Regions from separate parts of the Homo sapiens genome. Here region 2 is linked to region 1. Evidence: chromatin loops called from intact Hi-C (ENCODE). Cell type or tissue: tibial artery. All regions are shown on one strand.

What was found. Peaks named below come from ENCODE experiments on the same cell type or tissue, not always from the same donor. Only the 100,000 strongest peaks of a DNase experiment are listed, where the experiment ranks them.
Region 2: it touches region 1 in a loop (31-fold over the local background); 2 of 110 quality-filtered maps call a loop at or near these places.

What each region holds. Positions count from the first base shown.
Region 1 is chr4:55,037,489-55,039,988 of GRCh38, forward strand. No RefSeq gene overlaps it. Among named protein-coding and RNA genes, the nearest start is that of KDR, 87 kb to the right of the region's middle. In tibial artery, no CTCF peak of the experiment used is centred here; a DNase peak (open chromatin) is centred at 948; H3K27ac peaks cover 1,690 bases.
Region 2 is chr4:55,101,983-55,104,482 of GRCh38, forward strand. KDR (kinase insert domain receptor) reads right to left here. Exons shown (of 30, transcript NM_002253.4): 14 at 380-526; 15 at 1-46. Among named protein-coding and RNA genes, the nearest start is that of KDR, 22 kb to the right of the region's middle. In tibial artery, no CTCF peak of the experiment used is centred here; no DNase peak of the experiment used is centred here; H3K27ac peaks cover 1,883 bases.

The DNA.
Region 1 (2,500 bases):
CAGGATCCCACTGAAGCTTCTTAAGAGTAGCATAATTTCCACCTTGTTTAAAAGTTCTGGTAGTTTGTAATCCACCTAGTGTGATTAAATAATCAGGGCTGATAGAAACCGTCTTGAATCATCACATACACCCACACATGCATCAGTCTGATATGGAAAGAGCTTTAGACTAGAATCAGACAGACTTCAAGTTCCTCCCCTGTCATTAACATCTGTGTGACCCTAACCAAATCATTTATTTTCCCTGAGTCTCAGTGTCTTCACCTATAGACAGAAAATAAATATTCATATTTATTATATTCTTAACATTTATTGTGTTCTTATATATACAATATATTACATATATTTACATACATGTGGTCACATATATAATCACATACTAATATATAATATATTATTTTATATAATATATTACATATTTATTATAATTATATATCAACATATAATTACATATATTGTATAATTATATAATATAATACACAATAATCATATGTTACATTATTATATTTATTATATTCACAATATTAGTATGTCTCATCAGTCTCTTGTGACGAGCAAATGATACAATGTTTATGAAGTTACTTTGTAAGGGGCAAAATATAATCTAAATGAAAGTGAAGTATTTTGTCCCTTTCTTCCTTCCAATGAACTCTTTGACAGTTTTTCTACATCCATAAAACTGGTGAGACACACATGGATGCCATTTCCTATAGATTCAGTATGTCCCAGTCCACTACCACCTGACCTCTTATTCTGCCATCCCAGGGGGTGGCCTGGACCCCCATTTCTAGCTCTTGTTTCAGAATGACTGCCTTTGGAGAATGGAGTTTCTCAGGAAGGACATTGCACAATCAGAAAACGCTGATCTGCCAAGTCTGTAACATTTTTTTCCTGGAGCACTTTCAGGAATGTGTCACAGGAGGTGGGGGAGATGGGCAATGGAACAGAGAGTACTAGGCACCAGCAACCAGGTAATAAAATGTTCAAGCATTCCTTTTCAAAATCTAATGAAGACATCAACCTTCATTAAGTCAAAGGGTCTGGGGTCCACAGTCGTGAGATTTACTGAGCCCCTTCAAAAAGCTAGAGAAACAATGACCAAAAGGCAGGCAATAGAGCAACAGGCATTTGATTCTAGAACTCAATGATGTCTATTTTCAACAAGTGTTGAATTTGCCAATAGCTATTAGCCCTAAACACAATCCTGCAGCTCAGTGTGTGCTGGAGCCAGCTTGCACTGGCTCAAGAGAGCTGATTCTTCATGGCTCTTTCCAGCCATGCTCAGCAATGTCATGGTGGAGCTTGTAATTGGCCATGGTGGCACTATTTGCATCATGAAAGTCAGCAGGTGCCACAAATTTTCCCCTAAAGGACCCTCTTACCATCACACTACTGCTTAACTGTGTATCCAAATGCCAATAAGATGCATGGAATCCTGAAATCGCTTTCAGAAGAACAATGTTGTTCTCGAATTTTCATGTGAACCACTGAAAAAAAATGTCTTATGTATATATATAACTTCTTTGCTTTTATATTTCAAATTCACCTTCCTCATATAGCCTCTCTTTTAGGCTGAATGTGGAAAGTGGCTGCTACTGACCTGAGAAAACGTCTGAGGCATTGTTATGTCCTTGACATTGTCAACTTCTTTGCTTTTTCCATGTTTCCCAGGCTGTACCCTCCATCAGCATAGAGGACACCTCCAGAAAGCAATTTTCTTTCACAAGGAGTATACCTTGAGGTGTCCTATAGGTAAGTGTGAGCAAGATGTTGTTCTTGCTTGGAAGAATTTTGCAAAGCAGATTGGATCCAGCTGAAAGAAACCAACCTTACTACAATATAGTTTTCTTCTTTCTTTTAATACCGAATTTGTAACATACATGTAATTACAGTCCTAGAGGGGAAAGAGAGAGAGAGAATCAGGCAAAAAAAAAAAAATGCTTGAAGAAATAATGACTGGAACTTTACAAATTGGATGGAAACATGAACACATGGATCTAAGAAGTTCAACAAGTCTCATGTAAGATAAATACAGAGAAAGCCACTCCTAGACAAATGACAGTCAAATTGATTAAACATAAACAGAAAGAGAACATCTTAAAAGCAGCCAAAAAAATAAAAACATATATACCAGGAACAATGATATGAATGATGGCTAATTTCTTTTTCTTTTTCTTTTTCTTTTTCTTTTTTCTTTTCTTTTTTTTTTTTTTTTTTGAGACGGAATCTCGCTCTTTCGCCCAGGCTGGAGTGCAGTGGCGCGATCTCTGCTCACTGCAAGCTCCACCTCCCGGGTTCACGCCATTCTCCTGCCTCAGCCTCTGGAGTAGCTGGGACTACAGGCGCCCGCCACCACGCCCAGCTAATTTTTTGTATTTTTAGTAGAGACGGGATTTCACCATGTTAGCCAGGATGGTCTCAATCTCCTGACCTCGTGATCCGCCTGCCTCAGCCTCCCAAAGTGCTGGGATTACTGGCGTGAGCCACTGTGCCCGGCCCG
Region 2 (2,500 bases), 64 kb after region 1:
ACTCTGCGGATAGTGAGGTTCCGGTTCCCATCCTTCAATACAATGCCTAACAGAGGAAGAAAACGATCATTCTCATTTATGATGATGTAGTCTGTGAAGTTTTTCAGGGAAATTTAGAAAATATAAATGCTGCCCTTCATCTTGTTCTATTATCTAACTCTGTAGAGTCACATGGGATCTACTGCTGACTAATCTCCTATATGGCTTTCATGAAAATTCAACAGGGCCCCATACTCCAATTCTAAGTCTGTGAAATGAGCCAGGTCATGGACACCAATACTGCTTTTTTTCTACATTACATCAAGAAATAATATGGCTTTTTAGATAACATCCCTGGGAAAGTTCTGCAACCCAAGAGTGATAGCCAAATTCTATTTACCTGAGTCTTCTACAAGGGTCTCATTATCTTTAAACCACATGATCTGTGGAGGGGGATTCCCAGATGCCGTGCATGAGACTTCGATGCTTTCCCCAATACTTGTCGTCTGATTCTCCAGGTTTCCTGTGATCGTGGGTGCCACACGCTCTAGACACACAAAAAGAAAATCACAGAACATGGAATTATAACTTTTGAAATGGTTCTGGTATCAGCAAACTTTTAAACAGTTTAAATTTAGTAAAAAGGAACTTGTTGATATATTAACTTCTGGGAAAATACACTGGTCACTGGGTAAAGTTAAATGAAACAAGTCAGTCAGGACACTGCAAACAGATTAATGGCTTTTAACATTCATATTAGTGATACTAGCTGGTAATCCCATCACAAAAGAAAGGTTCAGGGTCACCTTTATGGATTTTTCCTCTAATTAGACACAGCCTCCCCAGGTGAAAACTTCCCTCCCATGAAGATTCTAGTCAATAATACCCTAGAATCCCTTCAAATTTCTCTTGGAAGTGCCAAATTTTAGTATCATTCAACCAATAATGCCTTACATTTATTTGGCAATTCTTATAAAACTTGTTTACACAATTTGTGTTCCTCACTAGTGATCTTATGTAATGAGCAGAATAGGACTGTTAGCGTTATCTCACAGATGAAATAAATGATGTTCAGCGACATTAAACCACTTGTCCATGTCCCTGCAACTAAGTAAACAGTTGAACTGTTTACAGAATCTGGTGAGGCTAAAAGACCAGTTCAGTGCTATTTCCACTAAAACACAAACAAAACAACAATACCCTAAGGGAAGTCTTGGATTTAAAGAAAATGAAGCCCATGAGTATTTGTTTAAGTGTACAAGAACACTTTAGATTTATTCTTTCTTCAGATCATCAAAGTGCTGTGGAAATATCTTGTCCCAACCAACTGAACATCAAAAGGAATCATGCTGAAAAAATCCACGTCAACACTTAGCAAAATGAGATTACCTCAACAGCGTACTACATTGAAGTCTAAGCAAATGTACTGGATTCTAGCCTATTTCTAAGAATAGGTTTTAGGAAAACAAGTTAGGAGTCCTTAGGGAAGCAAAGCAGCTAACTGCGAGCACATATTTTCTGGGCACAGCTAGGCCAGGAGCCTACTTCACATCTCTTTCTCAATTCTGCCATAACCTTGAAGCCAGACAAGCCAACAGAAAATCCATGTGATCTATGTGGTGTGACTTGAAGGATGCTGGGGATGACTTGACCCCAAAGTATCTCTTATTATGACACCTGAGTCTTAAAACTAGCGAACTTTATGCTAGTGTCTGTCAGAAGGTGCCTCTTCAAATACGCCAAGGCCTCTGATGAAGACGTTACCCTCTAAAACTGTGGTATAGATGAATTTACTTGGGCAATTTCCTTCCTAACAGTAAAAAAAAAACAGAGGGCACATATATCCTAGGAATTGGAAAGGGACACCACAAGAGGAGAAAATGGAGAGAAGTGGCACAAAGAGACGCTCCCCAAATTTGCCTGATTTTCCCACAGACAAAGCCATGGCTGCCCAGCTTTTGCACAAGGCATGAGGTTAGACAAGGGGTAGACAGTGCCTCTATGGAGGAATTTACAGAGCTATCTGCTCACTGAAGTGATCGTCCCATTGACCTTGGGCTACGCTGGATCATGTGGGATGACCCAGAGGTACAGACAGTGAATGTAGCTTCCTTCCCATGGAGTCTTCTAGGTCTTAAACGCAGCCCATCATCCCACTCTTCATGCAGCAGGTGCCTTATTGAGCAGTTAGTATATGCTGCTATGCTCTATGACTAGAGCTATAGCAGGGAGCAAAACAGAGAACAATTCCTGTTCTCATGGACACAGAGACCTCACTGTGCTGTGACTTCCCAGTGGTTGCCTATGTTCTCCTCCTTTCCTTCATGTTTACCACTGTGAATTTCTGACACTCTCCTAGCTCATAGCAGGCATTCCACAAATATTTGTCTATTTAAATAAATGGATGCCCAAGATAAGGCAGAAGTTTCCCTGGTTCAAGCTAATATCCCTTGCATATACTAGTGAATTACTCCATCATCAGGTTTTGTTATTTTCTCCTTTCGATATATCATTTCATTAT